Linked DNA regions of Homo sapiens: regions 1 and 3 are each linked to region 2. Evidence: chromatin loops called from intact Hi-C (ENCODE). Cell type or tissue: OCI-LY7. All regions are shown on one strand.

What was found. Peaks named below come from ENCODE experiments on the same cell type or tissue, not always from the same donor. Only the 100,000 strongest peaks of a DNase experiment are listed, where the experiment ranks them.
Region 1: a loop joins it to region 2, with 5 times the contacts of the local background. A loop is called at or near these places in 2 of 110 quality-filtered maps.
Region 3: a loop joins it to region 2, with 4 times the contacts of the local background. A loop is called at or near these places in 3 of 110 quality-filtered maps.

What each region holds. Positions count from the first base shown.
Region 1 is chr17:3,444,107-3,452,106 of GRCh38, reverse strand. It overlaps SPATA22 (spermatogenesis associated 22), which reads left to right. Exons shown (of 9, transcript NM_001170698.2): 6 at 2,958-3,300; 7 at 5,506-5,635. Among named protein-coding and RNA genes, the nearest start is that of OR1E2, 14 kb to the right of the region's middle. In OCI-LY7, CTCF peaks have their summits at 4,049 and 4,249 (motif pointing right); a DNase peak (open chromatin) is centred at 4,256.
Region 2 is chr17:3,044,086-3,052,085 of GRCh38, reverse strand. No RefSeq gene overlaps it. Among named protein-coding and RNA genes, the nearest start is that of OR1D5, 16 kb to the left of the region's middle. In OCI-LY7, CTCF peaks have their summits at 3,223 (motif pointing left) and 7,993 (motif pointing right); a DNase peak (open chromatin) is centred at 3,075; H3K4me3 peaks cover 1,623 bases; H3K27ac peaks cover 586 bases.
Region 3 is chr17:3,531,128-3,539,127 of GRCh38, reverse strand. TRPV3 (transient receptor potential cation channel subfamily V member 3) reads left to right here. Exons shown (of 18, transcript NM_145068.4): 7 at 3,415-3,555; 8 at 6,191-6,471. Among named protein-coding and RNA genes, the nearest start is that of TRPV3, 23 kb to the left of the region's middle. RefSeq lists a silencer at 3,330-3,379. In OCI-LY7, CTCF peaks have their summits at 3,229 and 3,429; a DNase peak (open chromatin) is centred at 3,477.

The sequences.
Region 1 (8,000 bases), 400 kb before region 2:
TTCCCATAAGTTTTGGTATGTTATGTTTTGTTTCTGTCTCAATAATTTTAAGATTTTCTTTTTTAATTCCCTCTTTGATCAATGATTGTTCAAGAGGGTGTTGTTGTATTTGTGAATTTTTTCATTTTCTTTTCTGGTTTTCTTTTTTTTTTTTTTAATTGAGACAGAGTCTCGCTCTGTCGCCCAGGCTGGAGTGCAGTGGTGCAATCTCGGCTCACTGCAATCTCCGCCTCCCAGGTTCAAGTGATTCTTCTGCCTCAGCCTCCCAAGTAGCTGGGACTACAGGTGCATGCCACCACACTCACCTAATTTTTGTATTTTTAGTAGAGACGGGGTTTCACCATGTTAGCCAGGACAGTTTCGATCTCTTGGCCTTGTGATCCGCCCACCTCGGCCTCCCAAAGTGCTGGGATTACAGACGTAAGCCACCATGCCTGGCGAATTTTTCCATTTTCTAGCTGTTATTGATTTCTAGTTTTATACCATTATGGTCAGAAAAGATACTTGGTGTGATTTTGATCTTCTTAAATTTGTTAAGTCTGTTTTTGTGACCTAACGTGAGTTATCCTTCAGAAAGTTCCATCTGTGCTTGAGAAGAATGTGTAGTCTTCTGCTGTTGGTTGGCAAATTCCATATATGTCTTTTGGGTCCATTTGATCCATAGTGTTGTTCAAGTTCACTGTTTATTGATTTTTCTGTCTGGATGATTTATCTATTATTAAAAGTGGAGTATTGAGCTTTCTTTTTTTTATTATGTTGCTGTCAATTTTTCCTTTTAGATTTGTCAATATTTGCTTTATATATTTAGGTGCTCTGATATTGGATGTATATATGTTCACAATTTTTATGTCTTCCTATTGAATTTACCCATTTATCATTATATAATGACTTTCTTTGTCTTTAGAAACAACTTTTAACTTAAAGTCTATTTTGTCTGACATAAACTTAGCCACCCCTGTTTTCTTTTGGTTGCTGTTTGCATGGAATATCTTTTTCCATCCCTTTATTCTCAGCTTTTATGTGTCTTTGAATCTAAACTGAGTTCATTGTAGACAGCATACAGTTGGATCTTTAATCCACTCAGCCTCTCCTCATATAGGCATACCTTATTATGTTGCACTTTGCTTTATTGCACTTCACAGATACTGCATTCTTTACAAGTCAAAGTTTCGTAGTAACCCTGCATTGAGCAAGTCGATTGGTGCCATTTTCCAACAGTATGTGCTCACTTCATGTTTCTATGTCACATTTTGGTACTTCTTGCAATATTTCAAACTTTTTCATTATTATTATATCTGTTATGATGATCTGTGATCAGTGATCTTTGGCATTACTACAAATGTGCTGAACAGAGAGTTGTAAAGCTGAAATAAATTTTTCTAGACTATGAATAATAAAAGTAATTTCTATAACCATGAGAGTGAGGAAAGACAAAATTGTGTTTCTGTTCTCTTTATTGAAAATAAAATTACAAAATTGTTGCGTGTGATGGTACGTACCTGTAGTGCCAGCTACTCTGGAGGTTGAGGCAGGAGAATCACTTGTGCCCATGGGTTTGAGACTGGCCTGAGTCCAAAAAAATTACAAAATTATTGTCGTATGAAGAAGTGATCAGTGTAGGAAAAAATTTCTATAAAGGAGTATCAGGCAGTTAATTTATAATAATTCTAACAATTTTTTTCTGGGTATCGTGATGTTTGTGGTGTTTATAACTTAAATTGTTGTAATTGTGCTTTCTTTTCTCGTTATTTTGTACTAACTTTGTACCCAATTAACAGTGTTCCCCAAATTATACAAGCTTCAGACCTCATAAAACTTGGATTTGTTCCTGGTCAGCAGTGTACCTAGACCTCTTTTTGGATTATTTACCTAAGTAGGGGATGGGTTGTATTGGTTGCCCTCTTGTGATACTTGTGGTATTTCCAGGAAAATTACTGAGAATTAAGAATTTGTGGGCTGGGAATGGTGGCTTATGCCTCTAGCCCCAGCACTTTGGGAGGCCAAGGAGGTGGATCACTTGAGCCCAGGAGTTTGTGGCCAGCTTGGGCAACGTGGTGAAACCCTGTCTCTACAAAAAATAACAAAAATTAGCTGGGCATAGTGGCACTCACCTGTAGTTCCAGCTACTCAGGAGGCTGAGGTGGGAGGATCGCTTGAGCCTGGGAGATTGATGCTAGAGTGAGCTGTGTTCTTGCCATTACATTCCAGCCTGGGTAACAGAACGAGACCCTGTCTCCAAGAGAAAAAAAAAAAATTCGTGACTTAGACTAGTTTTGTTTCCTGTGGAACTCCTAACTAGGCTGCTCAGAAATTATGCTTTTGATTTTGGCCTCATTAGCATCTAGCATAATGTTCTGGTCAGCTGATATAACACACTTAATGTTGCTGACAAATGCTGTACCAAATACATTATAGGGCTTTTAAGCTGTGCAGTAAAACCACAAAATTTCTAATCAAATATTAATAGCTATCTATCCTGCTTATATGTATTCTCCTTGTGATTTAAAATCATTGCTAAGCCACAGTTTAACTTCTTAAAATTTTACTTTGTAGAAAATTTTAAAATTGAATATATAAAGAAGCAAGTAAATGCCCTCAAAGTCTTACCACTTGGATACAACTACTATCATATGAAGAATGCTATCATTTAAAAATATACTTTGTAGTACTAGACTCTGAGTTGGGAGATCTTGTATTTCCTGGGTTCTAGACTTGTGAGTAATTTCCTGTATGACTTTGGACAAGTTAATTCCTCATTAGGGATCAGTCTTCTCATCTGGAAAGAGAGGTAGTACAACATTGTAGGGTTGTTGTGATGTATTTGGAATTTCTCAGTAGTTAGTTATAAAGTGCTTTCTAAGTCATAAATTGCCATATAAATGAATTTTTCATTATTAATTTTTTTTGTAATTAAGAAACCATATAGAAACAAATGCTTTTTTTTTGCACTATTACAGCTACAGAGATGGTAACAAAAATACCAGCTTGAAAACTTGGAATAAAAATGATTTTAAGCCTCAATGTAAACGAACAAACTTAGTGGCAAATGATGGAAAAAATTCTTGTCCAGTGAGTTCGGGAGCTCAACAACAAAAACAATTAAGAATACCTGAACCTCCTAACTTATCTCGCAACAAAGAAACCGAGCTACTCAGACAAACACATTCATCAAAAATATCTGGCTGCACAATGAGAGGGCTAGACAAAAACAGTGCACTACAGACACTTAAGCCCAATTTTCAACAAAATCAATATAAGAAACAAATGTTGGATGATATTCCAGAAGACAACACCCTGAAGGTAAATGTTTAAATACAAATTAATGACTTATTTACATTTTTAAAAATATGAGGTAAATATTTAGAAAACTACAGAGATAAGAGCGCCTGAAATAAATTCCATGACATACATTACTTGATTAGCATAAATATTCAGTTCCATTGAAGTGGATGAATGTTAGTTTCCAAAATATTTTCTTAGAGGGTATGAATGGCTGCTCCTTTTCCTTTCAAACTTTAGAGTTTTCTGCTGGATTCTGACTTTCACTTTACACTCATTTTAAAGATAAAGACAGTTTATCCATTGTTTATGAAGTTACCCAGGCTCTTGATATGTCATTCTAAGTATTTTTCAACAGAGGTCAGCAAACATTTTTCTTAAAGGGCCAGACAGTATTTTTGGCTTTATGGGCCGTACTGTCTCTGTTGCAGCTACTCAGCAATACTACTCAACTCTGCCACTGTAGCTTGGAAGCAGCCATAAGCAATACATAAATGAATGGACACTGCTCTCCTCCAACAAATGTTTACACAAATAGATAGCAGGTTAGATTTGCACTGCAGGCCATAGTTTTCTTTATGATCAACTTATTATGACCTTTGCTTTATGATCTTGTCCTAGTCTACCTTTGTAGCCTCATATTTCATAGTCTACTAATTGTCCAATGCTCTAGCCACTTCAGACTCGTCACAATTCTCTAAACATAGCATACACTCTGTGCTTTGGTTTATATTCTTCCCTATACCTGTATCTCAACTGTACTTCCTCTCTACGCTCAGTGCTCTGATTGCTCTTTGTAAATGTTATTTATATATTATGTGTGCTGGTTATTCCTCATCTCTGCTCCCTGGCCCCTTGGCCCACTTGATTCTTCACCTGCCCTTCTCTGTTGTGGAAGGCTGAACTGTCCTATGTAGTGCATCATCCTGAGATTGTTTACTTGCTGGCTTTTGCTAGAGGTCAGCCAGTAGGAGTCACTGGTACGACATCATAGGGTGGGAGGAAAGGTTGGGTTTTCTCACTTTCTCCTGTCTTAAATGTTACATCACCAGCAGTGGCTGTGTCACTGCATGATGTAGCCCCTTCATGAGTATAGCTTTCCTGGGCGTGATACTTTTATTTTCTCCTCTTGTCCTTTCAGCCTAGGAATGGTAACAACTTCTTACAGTTGTTAGTTTTTGTTCTGCCCTTATGTCTGAAAAAGCAATCTTTTCAAAAAGCCATCGGGGTAAAATTTGTTTTTGCATGTTTTGTTTTTTGTTGGAAATAAGATTAATAAAGCATGTTTCACAGTGGTTCTCAATCTTATGTTTCCTTGTACTCAAGAATTATATGACATAATCACCTTAGTAACAGTGGTTTACTGTGGCCATCATCAACAGGAGGCATGTTAGAATCTTCGTTAAGCGGGGGAAGAGGGAAGAAACTACCTGTATTTTGAAAAAAGGTCCCATCATATGTTCTTCACAACCCTCACCCTCACAAAGGAAAGCGTCCCCTTGCCTTTGAAAATTAGTATTTTAACACACTGTATTCTTAGTTGATCTTCAAAAATGCTAAGAACATTTCCATCTCAGGGCTTTTATACTTGCTGTTCCCACTGTCCTCATTCAACAACCCACTTAAAATAATAACCCCCATCTCTCTCTCTTTCCATTTACCTTGTGTGTTTTTTTCCTAAAAAAAAAGTACATTTCCTGACATTCTGTTATATGTTTACTTATTTTTTAAATCCTCCACTAGACAATAAAATCTTCGAGGACAGATATCTTGACTGTTTTGTCCATGAATTTTTCCTAAATAGCTATGTTTGGCATGTAGTAGGTGCTCAGTAAACACTTTTGAAACGAATGAATGAATGAATGTGTCTGGCTCCTTCCCTAGAGTCCCCTAGAGTGTGAGTGCACTAGGGAAAGGAATGGCCTTACCTATATTTGTCACAGGATCTGGCATATGATGCTTTAAAATAGTCAATGAATGAATGAGTGAATGAATACCTATATAAATAATTCTCCTCTTGATTGTCTCTAAGTGCACCCTGGTTTCTCCATCTGTAATATAGTATTGATGGCCTTATTTTAGGGAAGTAACTATACTAAAATTTTCAGTAGTTCTTTTTACACACTTGTCCATTGTAAGGACTTAGAATTTTTACGTAGAAGGTAAACGAGTATGATGAAAAAAACAAATATTTTTCTAATACTATGTTTCTTATTTTTTCAAAAGGAAACCTCATTGTATCAGTTACAGTTTAAGGAAAAAGCTAGTTCTTTAAGAATTATTTCTGCAGTTATTGAAAGCATGAAGTATTGGCGTGAACATGCACAGAAAACTGTACTTCTTTTTGAAGTATTAGGTAGGTAAAATACTTTAAAAATACTTCAGTAATACTCTCTGGAGGACAGGTTTTAATGTCTGATTAGTCCTTTTTCTTCCAAATAAAACAGTCTGCTTTTTGCTACTCCCTAAAGTGTATTCAAAGAACTGGTTTTAATAATAGTCCCTGTGGTAGATAGAATAATGCTCCCTAAAAATGTCTACATTCTAATTACCAGAATAATGCACCCTAAAATGCCTACATTCTAATTACCAAAACCTGTGAATGCTACCTTATATGGCAAAAGAGACTTTGCAGATGTAATTAAGTTAGGGATCTTGAAATGGGAAGATTATCTTGTATTATTTGGGTGGGTTCAATGTAATCACAAGGGTCCCTTATACAAGGAAAGCATTGAAAGATGCTACCTTGCTGGCTTTGAAGATGGAGGAAGGGGCCATGAGCCAAAGAATGCAGGCATCTTTGAGAAGTTGGAAAAATTAAGGAAATAGATTTTACTCTAGAGCCTCCAAAAGGAACATGGCTTTGATGACTCATTATAGACTTCTGACCTCCGTAACTATTAAGATAATGCTTTTGTGTTGTTTTAAGCCAACCACTAAGTTTGTGGTAATTTGTAAGCAGCAATGGGAAACTGATACAGCCTCCTCCTTTTCCTTTTGTCCTGTTATATATATATATGTAAATATAAATGTGTGTATATATAGATGTAGATTTCTATCAGTGCAGTCATTTCACATGTTTAACTTTCACCTAAAAATGATTCCAGTTTCTCTCTTGTTACCATTAAGGAAAAAGCTTTATTATATAAAGTGACATTGGATTCAATAGAGACTCAGACTTTGAGTAAAGCACGCTGTATTCATTTTCAATTGCTGCGTAACAAAGTAATGGAAACTTAGCAGCTAAAAACCACACCCACTTCTTAACTCAAGTTTTGTAGATCAGAAGTCCATGTGGGCTTGACTGCGTTCTATACTCAGGGTATCACAGTGCTAAAATCAAGGTGTTGGCTGGGCTGGTTTTGTTCAGTTTTCGTTTTTGGCTTTTTGGAGGTTTCCATGCCTCTGGCCTCTGGAACTCCCATATACTTCAGGGATTCTTTATCAAGTCCTACTCATGTTGCTTGAAGCATATCTCTTAGCTGGTTGGCATGACTGTTACTACTCTGTTGAAGCTTGACTTAGCTCTTATTTTGTTCAGTTCTTACCAGTAGCCACGTAACTGCAATAGCAGATGGTATTCTATTTCATGTCAGTTTTCTGTCAGAGCTAGAATACTGTCAGAGGTAGAACATCTTATTTCAAAGATCTTAACCCCTGTTGGACTTCCCACTAAATTGCTTTTTCCTGTGTGAAAGATGCCTTTGGCTCTCACCTCATTTACAGAATATAAATATTAAAATAACCTGAGCCTATTAAAAGGACATGCTGATTCCATTCATTTCCCCAGGTTCTCTTTGGTGAGTTGTTCAGGTTCACTCCAGAATAATCCTTTTAAGAATATCACAATACTCATTATAAACACCAATAGACATTCTTATCAAGAAATGAAGGGGGTCCATGCTTTTATATGTGATGGTTAGCTTTCATAGTGCTATAATAATCCTGAGTTCCTAGGCTAGACTCTAAACTTATCAAAGGTAGATACTTCATTTTACTACACTTTAGTGTCTAGCACACTGCACTGTATATAGGAAGTATCTTCCAGTTGCAAGCACCCCCCAGAAAAAAACAACTTTAGTGGATTTTAAATACTCATTTATATTGCTATGTATAATATTGTGTTGCATAGAGAATTATTCACGCAACTGAAAAGTGGCTAGGTTTCTGACTTCAGGCAAAGCTTGATCTAGCTGCTCAAGAGATGGCACAGTGATTTCTCTCCATCCTTCTGGCCAGTCATAACGTTGGCTTCATCTTAAGGCTCCACACTATAGTCTCTCCAGAAGCTTCTGACTCTCTCCTTATGGTAGCAAGTTGATTATTAAATTTTTGTAGACTATACATTCTTATACCACACCGTCATATTCTTAGATTTTTCTTCTGATTGCTCTTTCCTACAAACTAACAAATGAGTCTTTGCATATAACCATTTCTGACTTGGTAACATGCCTATTGCAGAAACCCTGAACTACGTAGTTGAGTAATAAAATATGCTGATTGGATTAAGTCAGTCACAGTTCACTCGTGGATCTGGGGATGGGGACAAATCCTATCCAAATAATATGGCTAAAAATGGAATTTTCCTGAAGGATAATCTGGGTCTTTTTAGCAGAAATGGAGGCCAGCCTCAAAATAACAAATGCCCACTACCAGTACTCAGTAGATGGTTATTAAATAAATGAATAATGCTGTCACTTCATAATAGTTTCTTGAGATAA
Region 2 (8,000 bases):
ATGTCATTGAGGGCCCCTATGGCTAGTTAAGGAGCTTGGATTGTATGCAATAGACAATAGAGAGTCCATGAAAAGTCTCAGGCATGGAAATGACACACCCAGCTTTGTGTTAAGTGGCATTGTCAACAATGCATGTGAAACAGGGCTGAAGGGTGAAGTCAGGGAGATCAGTTAGGAGACTGCTAAATTGGCCAAAGTGAGGGGAAGCACCTGAAGAGGCAGTAACAGAAGCATAAAGGAGAGGAAGGATCAGAGAGGAATTTAGGAGGTAAAACTTGCAAGAGGGAAGCCGACACTGTGTATTTTTGGAAGGGAAATCACAGTATCAAACATTCAAAAGCAGAACCTCTCAGCATCTACCCTCGCCCTTCCCAGCCAGCATGCACCTGATTAGACATTCTGGTTTTGTTCACCAGTTTTCCCAGTATCTGGGTCAATTGTTTCATACATAGTAAATGCTTGATAAATACTTGTTGAATGAATGATGGATGAGTAAGAGGACCGAGGCCACAGTCAACTGACACAAGATGTGGCTGCCACTTCCTGACTGTAAGCCTTCAGAAGCCATATCAAATTATAGTCTCTACACTCACACAAACATGCAAGGTGAAATGCAATACAAGGAAAGGGCTGCCACGGAAGCACAGCCTAGCTTTGCTTTAACAGCAGCTGAAGAATGAAGGCACACGCACCCTCTGGTGCAGCAGAGACCGTGGAGTGAAACAACTTGTCATTTTCAGTGGAGCCCAGGCCTTTCTCGTCCATTCCAAGGCCATAGGACACACTGCCTGGCCTGCAATTCCTCCACCACCAGGCAAGCAACCCACTTAGCTATGAGCCAAAAACATCTTCTTAGCCTAACAATCTCTCTCTCTCTCTCACACACACACACACATACACACACACACACACAGAATCCAGATCTCAGCTCTTAAGAAAATGACGAGAAGTGCATATTTTGAGGACCCGCAGCAGTGGTACCTAAGATGCCATTTCAGTGTGAAAAAAAAATCGAAACCCCATCCTACTTAACCCATATTATTATTGAGTATTCATTGACACGTTTTTTAATTGGCTTTCTAATCGGCTTGCCTGCAAAAACAAACAATGCAAATATGCAGAAAGTTAAAAGTAAGAAGTGTATCCAAAAGTGCCTATTTGCATAGACCATGTTGTGAAGGATGCTCAAGACACTTAGAAGCTCCCCCTGGAAATGGGAACAGGGGACTGGAACTGACTCTCGCCCGCTAGAGTAGGAGACTGACTTATCACTAATTATCCATTTACATGGCTTATTTTTTCATGTATATGTATTAGTTTTTAAAAAGCATATTGTCAACAGTAAAATTTTAAAAAAAATAAGGCCAGGAGCAGTGGCTCACGCCTGTTCCCAGCACTTTGGGAGGCCGAGGCGGGCAGATCACCTGAGGTCAGGAGTTCGAGACCAGCCTGGCCAACATGGTGAAACCCAGACTCTGCTAAAAATACAAAAATTAGTCGGGAGTGGTGGGGGGGGGGGGCGCCTGTAATCCCAGCTACGCGGGAGGCTGAGGCAGGTAAATCGCTTGAACCCGGGAGGCAGAGATTGCAGTGAGCTGAGATCGCACCACGGCACTCCAGCCTGGGCCACAGAGCAAGACTCCGTCTAAATAAATAAATAAGTCTGCGCCCTTCCACTTCTCATGTCCACTTTGATATCACATGAGTAACCACTGTTAATAGTTTGGATGTGTATCCTTTCAGATGTTCATCGTTTCCTCCACAGATTTTCTGGCCCAGCAGCATAAGCCTATTTATGTCTCCATGTGAGATCATAGAATATACGATATCAAATTACCTGGACGTAGCAATAAGGCTCTGTGTTAACTTTGTGGTTCACAGTTCAGAGCAACAGAATGGTGACCCAAACATGGAGCAAGAGACACTGCTGGAGCCGCTTTTGCCAGTTTGCCAATGTGGCATTGCCAACTCTCCCTGCCCTCTGCCTCCTGGCGCAAGCCCTTGTGACTAGACCACTGCCTCAGTACCCAGTCCCAGTCCTGGGCTGGCTTCTAAAACAAACTCTACATTCACTTTTATTATCTAGAGCCCTCCCTGTTCCCATTCTGATGTGTGTCACCTCAGCCTTTTATCTGCGTATGTGTATTCAACAGGACCCAGGTCTGGGCCTCTGCAGCGAGGCTGGGCAGCCTCTCCTGGTGTATAAGTAGCCACTGGTCTGTTTTGCATGAGTCAGAACCCAGCGATTTCATGACAACCTGGAGTGCGTGTGTGCCTTGAGATGGTTGGGAGACAGAATCAGTTTTATGCACCAGCCACTACAGGCACCTGTGCCTCAGGCCTATAAACTTTCCAAGGATTCATAAAATGCTTGAATCCTGAAAGAAAAAAAATATTTATTACTAGCTCCAAAATGCTAAAAGCGCAAAGTTGAAATTACTAAATATTTATTTGAATGCATACGAAAACTGGCACATCAACTTGTCAAGAGAAACTCAAGTTTTCTAGACGGTCACCTACGTATCCTGTTTACTGTGGGATGCGGGTGCAAGAAGGCCCTTGAAGGTCCGGTACTTGGTCTTCCAGCCCCTGGCTGGGGCTGCCTCCCACTCGCCCAGCGTGGTCTCCTCCCCGGCCATAACCCGAGCCAGGGCTCCACCCCAGCCTCCCGTTCAGCCCGCAGCAGGGTATCCAGGTCTTCAGTGCAAAGAAGACACCTCCACCTGCCTCCCGCCATTTTCCCCTGAGGGCTGTTGAGTCCCACAACCCACCCCGGGGACAGCTGCCGCTCTGGAGGGTTCTGAACCTCGTCCAGCCCCGTTGACCGCGAGCCCGAGGCACACAACGGTGGAAAGAGAAACGAGCTTCCAGCAGCGTACTGCACCCCTCCACCCCCAGAAAACCCAGATCCCCAGCCGCTGGGAAACTGAGAGCAGCGGTGGGACAGCAACCAATGGGAAGCCCAGGAGGGTGGGACTCCTGTTTGACTGACCAATGGGAGTTCCTCGCAAAGCCGGACCTCACGGCCTGTTGCACACCCGATTCCACTCCCCGGAGGGGCTGAGCAAAGTCGCAGGCCCGGAGGCGACAGCCAATGAGGAGATGGAAAAGGCGGGACACCGGCAGAACCAGCGAATGAAAAGCCTGGAGAGGTCCACGCTCCAATTCCCTTCGCCGCCCGCAGCTGGATGTCGCCCTGTGGTTCCGCAGGTTGCGCGCGCCATCCAGTGGCAGCCGGGCGGGGAGGTATTCGAGATCCGTGCGTCTTCTCCGGAACCCCTTCGTAGGGCTCCCCAGTTTCAGGAGAAAGGATGACCCTGCCCGCCCTCCACGTCCACCGGGGAGCGAAATCGTCCTGGGCCCTCCATCCTTCCTGAAAGCGTCCTTCTTTCCTACCGCCCGTGCTCTTCTTCTGAGAAAGCATCGGAAGCTAGGATTCTAAATTCCGTTAGAAGAACACTGTGCAATGGCAATGGCCTATCAGACCGTTAGATGACCAAAGGCGCTGATAAAATGTAACATTGATTGGTAATTAAAAAAAAAAAAGAAAATGAAATTTTTAGTCAACAGGAATTAAACAAACCTGAATTTAATGACAACTCAGAAAACCATAGTGAACCTCACAGTGTTTGAAACGCCAGACGCATTCCTATGAAAGTCGAGCTGGATGCGAATGCCCCTGCTCTCACCGTTTTTATGTAATGTTTTGGAGCGCCCAGGCAAGATATAAGACTTCAAAGGGGGCAAGGCGGTTAAAACTGGGGGGCAGGAGGAAAACAAAATATTATTATTTCAGGTGAAATGATTTATACTTGAAAATCAAGAAACATTAAAAACTAGAGAATTCAGTCAGGTCTCTGGAAGAAAAATATATTTGTGTGTGGAACGTGTTGTCTGGGAGTATACAGAAAAAAATAAAGAAAAGGAAAGAAGACTATAGATATCCTACATGCTAGCATCAGAGATGTTGAGGAAAGAAGACCCCATTCGCTGGAAAAACGAAGGCAAATTTTTCATATGTAGGTGATATGATTCTATACTTTGAAAGACAGAGCCCATTAAAATTGTTAGGAACAATAAGAGAATAGGATGAGTTGGCTGGATGCAAAATCAATATACAAAAATTAATTCTATTTCCGTACGCAAACAACCAGGCAGAAAATATAATGGTAAAAATATCCTATGTGTAATAACAGCAAAAAAAAGAAAAAAGAACTGAGAATAAATTCAATAAAAATTTTATTATTCTGGCCAGGCACGGTGACTCACGCCTGTAATCCCAGCACTTTGGGAAGCCAAGGCGGGTGGATCGCTTGAGGTCAGGAGTTCAAGACCAGCCTGGGCAACATGGCGAAACCCCATCTCTACGAAAAATACAAAAATTAGCTGAGTGTGGTGGCAGGCGCCTGTAATCCCAGCTACTCTGAAGGCTGAGGCAGGAGGATCACTTGAACCCGGGAGGCAGAGGTTGCAGTGAGCCGAGATCACACCACTGTACTCCAGCCTGGGCGACACAGCGACACTCCATGTCAAAGAAAAAAAAATTTTATATATATATATATATATATATATATATATATATATATATATATATTTCTACTGGAGTACATAAAAAGAAAACTTGAAATAATAGAAAGATATATTTGTGAATAGGAAGTTTCTATGTAATAAAAATGTCAAATCTCCCTAAATTAAAACTTTATCGTGACCCTAAGAAAAGTTCCAAAAAGACTTTGGAGAACTAGAAAACTTGATCTTAAGTTTATATGGAATTATAAGGTTCCAATAAAATCAAAGAAATAGCATAAAATGCCCCTAACCTGAAGGTCACATATATCAAGGTTAAAGAATCATTGAAGGTCCAAAACAATGAAAGCAATTGTTTAAACTCATGCCAAGATATATCAACAAATTTCAGATCAACTGTATATACATTCTATTCTCTTATTGTTAGTAATAATTTTCAATGGACATTCTTTGTGTTTCCAAGTATGCAATCATAACATCTGCATATAATGAAATATTTGCCTTTGGTCTTGCAGGGAACAGGTTGTTTCCTGCACAACATCTTTTAAGTCTTTGATGCTGGCATATGCGGATCATAAATACTTCCGGGAAAAAAAAAACAGATCAGCAAAAAAAAAAACATGATCAACTACAAAAGCTCAAGAATCAAAATGGTAACTCTGGATGCTAGAAGACAGCGGAGTGATGCCCTCAAAATTCTGTGGAAATAAATATTTTCAACACAGAATTTCCAGCCAAACTAGTCATCTAGTGTAGGGGAGAATAGAGACATTTTCAGATGTGAAAGGACTTAACACATTTGTCTTCCATCCTTCCTTAAGAAGCTACTGGGGGGTGAGCTCCAGCAAAACTCAGGAGTAAGTCAAGAACAAGGAGTTCATGGGATCCAGAAAATCACAGATGTTACCCAAAAAAGAAGTCTGGGGAATACAGCTGTGCTAAGCAGGCCTAGAAAGTAACAAGGCCAAATTGAAGCAAAAAGAAATCAGGCTCCAATGAGTTTGGTACCAGGAAAATAGTAGCCCTCATAGAACATAAGGGAAAAAATGAGACTGTGTATATGAGGAAGAAGGCAAATTAAAGTGAAGGTAATTAGTCATTCCAGGGAAAACGTAAAGTTGTACAAGAAAGGACATAAAATTCTACTTAATTTTATAGTAAACAAGATTTATATCATTATAATGACCAGTATACTGACTGCCACATAACTCAAAATACTGTTATATTTTGGGAAGATGAAGAAAGGGAATAGGGTTAAGAGAACTAATTCCATCACTAGTCATTACAGAAATGCAAATAAAAACCACAATGAGATACCATCTCACACCACTTAGAATGGCGATCATTAAAAAGTCAGGAAACAACAGGTGCTGGAGAGGTTGTGTAGAAATAGGAATGCTTTTACACTGTTGGTAGGAGTGTAAATTAGTTCAACCATTGTGGAAGACAGTGTGGCGATTCCTTTAGGATCTCCATTTGACCCAGCAATCCCATTACTGGGTATATACCCAAAGGATTATAAATCATTCTACTATAAAGACACATGCACACATATGTTTAGTGCGGCACTGTTCACAATAGCAAAGACTTGGAACCAACCCAAATGCCCATCAATGATAGACTGGATAAAGAAAATGTGGCACATATTCACCAGGGAATACTATGCAGCCATAAAAAAAGGATGAGTTCATGTCCTTTGCAGGGACATGGATGAAGCTAGAAACCATCATTCTCAGCAAACTAACGTAAGAACAGAAAACCAAACACCATGTGTTCTCACTCATAAATGGGAGTTGAACAATGAGAAACAATGGACACAGGGAGGGGAATAACACACACTGGGGTCTGTCGGTGGGATGGGGGGCTAGGGGAGGGATAGCATTAGTAGAATACCTAATGTAGATGACGGGTTGATGGGTGCAGCAAACCACCATGGCACATGTATACCTATGTAACAAACCTGCACGTTCCGCACATGTACCCCAGAACTTAAAGGATAATTTAAAAAAAAAAAAGAAAATGTAGTATATATAACCATGGAATACTACTTAGCCATATAAAAAGGACAAAATATGTTTTGTGCAGCAACTTGGATAGAGCTGGAGGCCATTATTCTAAATGAAGTAATTCAGGAATGGAACACCAAATACCATATGTTCTCACTTATAAGTGGGAGCTAAGCTATGGGTACGCAAAAGCATACAGAGTGGTATAACGAGCTATGTAGACTAAGAAGTGGGAGGGTGAGAGGGGGTGAGGGAGAAAATACTACATATTTGGTACAATGTACGCTACCTGGGTGATGGATGCACTAAACTCTCAGACTTCATGACTATGCCGTTCATCCATGTAACCAAAATCCACTTGTACCCCAGAAGCTATTGAAATTTAAAAAAAAAAAATTTCAACCAAAATGCTCTGGTGCATAGAAAAATGTTCTTATAAGTTCTTGTGCTGTACCATTTAATTTTTTTTTCGGTTTTATTGAGGTACAACTGACAAAATTGTATAAATGTTGTTTTAAAAGTCAGCAGGAAACAAAAGTCAGTAGAAGCTTTTGCAATGTCGGTTTTACTTTCGCGTCACTGCTACTCTTCCCATGTTCATGAAATGGTCAGGTATTTTAGGTTATCAGCATAACCCAGGTTTCCATACACCACTTTTGTCTTTAATAAACAGGGTTCTGTAGTAGACACCCATTGGGAACGTGCCAGCTCACAAGAACCCTTTAACAGCCCCCCATCACCCACAGGGCTATCTGTGGCACCCACAAGTCCAGCCCACTGGGTGGAGTTGATCAGAGTAGGAGGTCATCACCTGACCCTCTTGGGCTGATCAGAGTCTCCCTCATGGGACTCTGGAATAGAACCAGACACTAGCCCTGGACTCCCTCTTAAATGAGGGAGATGTGGATTCATGTGATACAGAAAGGTTCTCCCCAGAGAAACTGAGAAAGCTGCTCTGTTAGTCTGGGTCCAATCAGGAGAGAGAAGCCACACAGTAACTTGCATAGGAAGGTTTCATATAAAGAATTCTTTAGCAGGGGATTGGAGTACTGAGGGATTGGCTACTAATAAGCGAAGACAACTCTAACAGATACAGGAATAGCGGAAATAAGGAGCAGCCTCCACCCCTAAGGGTAAGATAGAGCATCCAAGGAAGAGCTGCCCGCCCCCACCGCCAGGACTATGCTACGATCCAGCCCTGGATGGCCTTGGGTCACTGGATGGAAAAGTCGCTGTGGTGCCACACCAGTAAAGCATACTGAAAATCCACCCTCTGTTCATGGGGAGGTGTCTCACTGGAGGTACTGTGCTGCAAGACCACTGGGGCACTGTGGTGGGGACCAGCAGACAGGAAGGAGTTGCTGGCAGGAGAAGCAGCTAGCCACGGGGCGCGGCTGTGTGTCATGCCCTGCAGGGGGTGGGCACTGGAGAGGCTGGGGATGGGCAGGGGAGGGGTGCTGGAAAGGC
Region 3 (8,000 bases), 490 kb before region 2:
CTTATGCCAAAATATGAAAGTCTAGCTTCTTTTCACCAGATTCGTCTGCAATTGCGGCTGCACCTTGGCTAATTTCACCACTCCCCCACTGACAGACAGTCAGGTGTTTCCAGCTGTGTTGTGACAATGTCACAGTGCACGATCTTGTCTATGACCCTGTGCACAGGTGCACATATGTTTCAGAAAATATTTTGAATTGGAATATCTGGGTTCAACCGCATGCATATTTAAAGTTATAATAGTGGCCAGGCGCAGTGGCTCATGCCTGTAATCCCAGCACTTTGGGAGGCCAAGGCAGGTGGATCACTTGAGGTCAGGAGTTCCAGACCAGCCTAGCCAACATGGTGAAAACCCATCTCTACTAAAAATACAAAAACTAGTAGGGCGTGGTGGGGCACGCTTGTAATCCCAGCTACTTGGGAGGCTGGGGCAGGAGGATCACTTGAACCTGGGAGGCGGAGGTTGCAGTGAGCCGAGATCGCGCCACTGCACTCCAGCCTGGGCAACAGAGGGAGACTCCATCTCAAAAAAAAAAATTTTTTTTTAAATAAATAAAATAAAGTTATAATAGTTATTGCCAAATTTGTCTCTAAAAGATACTCATTTACTCTCTCCCCACAACGGTGTACAGAAATACTCATTCTCCTACTTATCACTAACACTGCAAATTATCCTTTTTTTTTTTTTTTTGTTCTTTTCCAGTCTGGTGGGTGAAAAGGGTTAACTCTTTAGGTTCTAATTTTCATTTTCCTGACCACCAGTGATTCCAAACATCTTTCACTTTGTTTATTCACTGTGTGTATTTTCTCCTCTGTGAGGTGCTTGTTTATAATCTTTTCTCAGTTTTCTTTTAGACTGTTTGTCTTTCTATTGATTCATAGGCGCTTGTAATATATTATAGACTTTTAAAAACACAATGCCTTTCTATTTTTTTTTTGAGACGGGGTCTTGCTCTATTGCCCAGGCTGGAGTGCAGTGGCATGCTCACTGCAAGCTCCACCTCCCGGGTTCACACCATTCTCCTGCCTCAGCCTCCCGAGTAGCTGGGACTACAGGCACTCACCATCACGCCCGCCTAATTTTTTGTATTTTTAGTAGAGACAGAGTTTCACCAGGTTAGCCAGGATGGTCTCGATCTCCTGACCTCGTGATCTGCCCGCCTCAGCCTCCCAAAGTGCTGGGATTACAGGTGTGAGCCACCGTGCCTGGCATGCCTTTTTTTTTTTTTTTTTTTTAAAAAGACAGAGTCTTGCTCTCTAGCCCAGGCTGGAGTACAGTGGCGCGATCTCTGCCTCCTGAGTTCAAGTGATTCTCCTGCTTCAACCTCCTGAGTAGCTGGGACTACAGGTGCCCGCCACCACACTTGGCTAATTTTTTTGTATTTTCAGTAGAGATGGGGTTTCTCCATGTGGGCCAGGCTGGTCTCGAACTCCTGACCTCAAGTGATCCACCCGCCTCGGCTTCCCAAAGTGCTGGGATTACAGGTGTGAGCTACCGCGCCCGGCCCTAAAACACATTGCCTTTTTATATATCTCAAATATTTTCCCCAGCCTATCACTTGTCTTTAACTTTCATTAGGATGCATTCGGAAATACAGAAATCTCCGAGGTAGGGGGATTGCTTGAGCCCAGGAATTCAAGACCAGCCTGGGCAACACAGCAAGATCCTGTCTCTACAAAAAATTTTAAAAATAAGCCGGGAGTGGTGGTGCAGGCCTGTAGTCCACACGTGTGTGTGTATATATGTACACAGAAATAGTTTTATTTACTTATCTAACATAAAATAGGACCATCACGTCTGTATTCTACAAGTTGCTTTGTTTGATTAACTGTATGTCTTAGAGCATTTCTTATGCCAAATATGAAAGTCTAGCTTTTGGGGGGCTGAGACAGGAGGATCGTTTGAGCCCAGGAGTTCAAGGTTGCAGTGAGCTATGCTCACGCCACTGCACTCCAGCCTGGGTGACACAGCAAGATCCTATGTCAAACATACAAACAAACAAACAAAAAACCAAAAACCCCCAAAACCAAAAACCTTTATGTAAGCAAATATGTCAGCCTTTTCTTTATGGTTTCTGCCTTTTGGATCCTGCTTAAGAAGGTCTTCCCTACCAAAAGGTTAGCTATAAACAAACTTTCTAATGTGTCTTAAAGCTTGGTTCTTTAATCCACCAAGACTATGTTTGTTTATGACACAGCGGCAGCTCTTTGGAAACTGCTGTTTCTGTTGGTGCATTTCGAGACCCTTCCCCCACTCCAGCCTTCTGGTCCCTTCCATCTGGAAGTTCTCTGGTCTCCAGCAGGCTTAGTGTCTCTCCCGCTACCCTTCTTTCCTCTTGCTGTGTCACCAGCGTATCATTCACCCACCGCCAGGGCTGAATACCTAGATCTTACCTGAGACACCCTTCTTCCCAGCCGGGCATCCTGAAGGCTCTTTCTCCAGAGGGTCTTTGGGCTTCCTCCTTTCTCCACCCTTCATGTGCCCTCCAACTCCCCTTAGTCCAGGCCTCATCATTTTTTTGTTTGTTTGTTTGTTTTTTGAGATGGAGTTTCACTCTTCTTGCCCAGGCTGGAGTGCAATGGACCAATCTCGGCTCACTGCAACCTCTGCCTCCTGGGTTCAAGCGATTCTCCTGCCTCAGCCTCCCAAGTAGCTGGGATTACAGGCATGCGCCCCCACGGCCGGCTAATTTTGTATTTTTAGTACAGACCATGTTTCACCATGTTGGTCAGGCTGCTCTCGAACTCCTGACCTCAGGTGATCCACCTGCTTTGGCCTCCCAGTGTGCTGGGATTACAGGCCTCATCATTTCCTTCACTGGTCTCGGCTGCTTCTAACGCATCCTCCACTTTTGCAGCCAGAGAGGTCTGAAAACACCCATGCACCGAGCCCTACATTCTCGTCCTGCCAGTTTCCTAATTCAAGGCCGTCTGTGACTCTGGCCCTTAGCACAAGCTCTGCCCTCTTGCCCTGGCTGATGAGCTGGCCCCACACCGCCTCGCTAAACTTCTGAGGTCCCAGGTTAGAGAGCTCTGGGAAGCCCCCTGACGCTCTCTGGCTGTGAAGGGCCCTTGCTCTGGGTACCGCAGCTCCTGCACCCCTCTGAATCGTAGCACCTCGTTCTCAGTGACACTGCGGGCTTCTTGAGGAAAATAATCGAGATTGCGTCTTGGGCACCCACTGACCCCCAGCGCCTGGGGCCGGAGCCCGGAGCAGGCGCTCCACAAACATTTCTTGGGTCCGCGCAGGCATGAAGGAAGCAAAGAACAAAGCTGGGATTCCTGGTAGCTGGCGACACAGACCAGGGTTCTGATCTCCCCGTGGGTTCGGGGAGGGTATGGAGGCCAGAGCGGGTGGGCAAGAGGCCCCTGTGCCCGGCGCTGAGGCTCCCGCGCGTCCCCGCCCGCTCCGCAGGGCAGACGGCGCTGAACATCGCCATCGAGCGGCGGCAGGGGGACATCGCAGCCCTGCTCATCGCCGCCGGCGCCGACGTCAACGCGCACGCCAAGGGGGCCTTCTTCAACCCCAAGTACCAACACGAAGGCTTCTACTTCGGTGGGTGCCGCCCCCGCCCGGTGCGGAGTCTGGGAGGAGGGAGGAGGGAGACGGGAGAGGAAGGGAGGGAAGGGGAAGGAGGGAAGAAGGGAGGAGGGGGGAAGAAAGAGGGAAGGAGGAAGGAAGTGAGGAGGGAGAGGGAGGAAGGGAGGGGGAAACAGGAAGGAGAGAGGAGGGAGAGGGAGGAGGGAGGAAGGAAGCAGGAAGGATGAGGGAGGAAGGAAGGGAGGAGGGAGAGGAAGGAAGGGAGGAGGGAGAAAGGAAGAGGGAAGCAGGAAGGAGGGAGGAAGGGAGGAGGGAGGAGGGAGAGGGAGGAGGAGTAAGGAGGGGGAGGGAGGGAGGAGGGAGGCAGGAGACAGAAGGGAGAAGGAGGAGGGAGAGGGAGGAAGGGAGGAGGAAGGAGGGCGGAGGGAGAGAAAGGAAGGAAGGAGGGAGGAAGGGAGGGGCCACCCCGCTTTGAGCTCCACCCACACTGTCCCTGCCTTAAGAAGCTCTGGTGCCCCAGAGGGGCAGGAGGGGAGGAGGCTGGGCATGTCCATCTGAGCAGGACACCAGGGTGGACCAGAGAAGGAGGGGCTGGGAGGAGGTGTTGGGGGAGGAGTCCATGTTCCGGTGGTGTCACCTGGTGGTCTTAGAAGCATTGTCCTGGGTAGCTCTCTGAGGGAACAGAGACCTGGGAGGGAGGCTGAGGAGGCAGCCCCATTTTACAGGCGAGGAGATGGCTCTGTGAAGGGAAAGGACTTGCCCCAGGGTAGCAGGGCATTGACTTAGGTGTCCTGGCCTCCAGCTCTGACCTCTGTGCCAGGGCCCAGTGCATCTCAGGACTGCAGACAGGGAGTCGAGAGTGAGAGGGCAGAACTCCCCTGCCTCACAAGTCACAGAGTCCAGAAGCAATTGGGGTTAGGATGCTCTAGGAAAAAAAAAAAAAATTGAAATGCATAATTTAGATATAGTGAAAGTCACCCGTGTTAGAGGACAGTTCTGTTCATTTTCACAGTGCGTCGAGTTGGTTCACCACCACTGCAGTCAGAACAGGGAACAAATGGCTCCGTCACACACAAAAATTTCTCTGTGTAACTTTGTTGCAGAGGAGACCCCTCCTGCCACCCAGTCTTGCCTGACTGATGATCACCCATCTGTTTTCTCTTCTGGGTGTTATTTTTTTTATTTTTATTTTTTTAATGGAGTCTCACTCTGTTGCCCAGGCTGCTGGAGTGCAGTGGTGCCATCTGGCTCACTGCAGCCTCTGCCTCCTGGGTTCAAGCGATTCTCATGCTGCAGCCTCCTGAGTAGCTGGGACTATCTTCTGGGTGGTTTTTTAATCAGCAGGACTAGCTAGTCTGTGCTCTGGGCAGCCCTGCGTGTCCAGGTGTGGGTGTCCTGGAAAACGGGGTCTTGTCCAGTTCATCGTGTGTCCCCATTGCCCTGCATAGGAGCTGGTTGGACCTGGTGTTGGGAAGCATTTGTTGGGTGGGGCGAGGAGAGGGGAGGCAGCTGAAGACCTGGTGTCCGGAGCTGGTCGTGTCCCAGGCTTGCTGTGTGACCTCATGTGAGTCACTTGCCTTATTTTTTCTTAACAAGCATTTATTGAGCACTTACTGTCTACATCAGGCACTGTTCTAGGTACTTGAAATGTATCAGTGAACAAAATAGAGATCCTTGCCCTCATGGAACTTACATTCTAGACAGGGAGAGACCATCGGTAATAAGCACTATAAATAAGAATTTTATATACTATGATATGAAATGATAAGTGCTCTTAAAAAATACAAAGTAGACCGAGTGCAGTGACTCACATCTGTAATCCCAGCACTTTGGGAGGCCAAGGCAGGTGGATCACGAGGTCAGGAGTTCAAGACCATCCTGGCCAACATGGGGAAACCCCATCACTACTAAAAATACAAAAATTAGCCGGGCGTGGTGGCGGGCGCCTGTAGTCCCAGCTACTCAGGAGGCTGAGGCAGGAGAATAGCTTGAACCCGGGAGGCAGAGGTTGCAGTGAGGCGAGATCGCACCACTGCACTCCAGCCTGGCGACAGAGTAGGACTCCATCTCAAAAAAAAAAAAAAAAGTAAAGCAGAGGACAAGGAACCAAGAGTTCTGTCTGGGACAAGAGGAGGGTGGATTTTAATTTTAAATAGAGTGGTTAGGGTGGCTCACTGAAAGGTGACATTTGAGCAAGGACTTGAAGGAGGTGAGGGAGAAAGTGACTGGGCTATCTACAGGCAGAGGGGACAGCCGAGCGAAGGCCCCCAGGCGGCGTGTTGGAGGAGGTGGAAAAAGGCCGTTGTAGCAGGAGGGAGTGAGTGATGGAGAGAGGAGGTCAGAGTATGCAGGGCTTTGTGGGCTGTCATTGGAACCTGTGCTTTCATTCTGGGGGAGGCACTAACAGGTTGGTCTGGCTGCTGTGCTGAGCAGAGTATTAAAGGGCCAGGGTGGAGGCAGGGAGGCCAGTTAGGAGGCTACCGCAGTGATCTAGCTTCACTCTTCCCCGTAGAAGCGGAAGATGGGGAGAGGGCTAGGGAACCTGAGGTGCCCATCCTGCTGAGATAGGATATGGGCCCCAGTCCTGGGGCTTGGGGGACGCTGCTTCCGGCCCATGAGAGAACCAAGCTTCAGTGCGCTCATCCCCCAGGTGAGACGCCCCTGGCCCTGGCAGCATGCACCAACCAGCCCGAGATTGTGCAGCTGCTGATGGAGCACGAGCAGACGGACATCACCTCGCGGGACTCACGAGGCAACAACATCCTTCACGCCCTGGTGACCGTGGCCGAGGACTTCAAGACGCAGAATGACTTTGTGAAGCGCATGTACGACATGATCCTACTGCGGAGTGGCAACTGGGAGCTGGAGACCACTCGCAACAACGATGGCCTCACGCCGCTGCAGCTGGCCGCCAAGATGGGCAAGGCGGAGGTGGGGCCATGGGGCGTGGGGAGGCAGGAGGTCGGGAGGTCAGGAGGTACAGCTGCCACCCTCTCAGCCCCGGGGGCCTTACTGGGGATTCACAAACCACAGCCTCAGCCTTGAGAAGGTCCCAGCCTTGGGTCCAGAACTGCAGTGGCGTGGCGGCCGGAGGCAGGTTTGTTCTGAGGGGCCACGCGGAGCTGGTGCGATGCAGCCCACTCTCTAGACTTCAGTCCCTAATACGCCGCGTTTCCATCTCTTGTCCTGGGAGGGCTAGGCTGGGGGAGCCTGAGGCTGAGGTGACACAATAGCCCCAGCAGTGGGTGGCCCTTGGGGCCTTCTGCCTCTCACGAGGACGGGAGTTCCAGAATGGCTGCTGCGGGCGCAGCGCTAATATGCTGCCATTTCCCAATTATGGGGAGACCCCAGCCTGTTTGTGCGGTTGGAACTCTGTGCCAGGTCCCCAGCCAAGAGTGTGGCCGCTTTGGGCCCTTCTTGCCTTGTGTGATGTGGCTGAGAAATCGAGGCTTGGCTGGGAGCCTTGGTGAAGACTTGAGCAGGGCTGGGCTCAGATCTCTTTCAGGGGCCGGTGTCATGGCTTGGTCTGAGATGTTCTTCTCAGGGGACTGATTCTGGGGTCCAAGCGTGTTCCTCAGCCTCACTGTCTCTACGCTCTGCGAGGAGGCTGTGGCTCCTGGGACGCCATCAGAGGACACTGGGGGGTGGTGACTGTTGAGTAATCGCAGCTGTGCCAGCCTCAGGGTACCCGCCTCCCTGGTCAGCTGCCCCGAGGGCCTTGGTCCTGTCCCAAGTGGTCAGGGCTGGGACCCACAAGGGGCCTTTTGATTCTCCCGTGGGGGAGGAGGAGATGGAGAACGGCTTCAACAGAGGAGGAATTGTGTGTCTGCCTCCCCGCAGCTCCTGCCTACCCTCAGGGTCACAGCTTGCTGGGGCTTTGAAGAGTCAGCTTGTGGTTGCAGAAGGAGCCTTCTCCAAGGCCGTCTTCCCTGTGTGCCACTGTGGCGGGTGCTGTCCCTGCCACCCCAGCCCAGGGAGGAGGCTTCCTGCATGGAGCATGGTCCCAGGACCCCCTTGTTTTCTAGGGGACAGTGTGCCCGCTGTGGCCGGCCCGGGGGAGGCACCTGTCTCCCGCTTCCCTCCTCTGTTCCGTGTCCTCCAGAAAACTTTTCTGGATGCTGCCCAGCTTGGCCACCGTCCTGGGGCTTTTATAGGCTGGGGTGCGGGGCGGAGAGACCTGGCCTTATCCCTAGAAGCTCTCTGCCTGGGCTCTCATGACAGATGGGATGGGAACCCAGTGGGTCTTGTGAGGCCAGGTCTCTGACACTGTCCTTCCCAACAGTCCCTTCCTCTTGGGTCTTGAGTTGGTGTCCTAGGAAGTCCATGTCTCATCCTGGGGTAACCCAGGGCTCAGCTTTTTGGAAGTAGGAAGCCAGAGACAGCAGCTCTGTGTCCAGCCTGCACTTTGGAGCCAACCAGGAAGCTTCACAAATACAGACTCCTGGGTCCCACCCTGGATA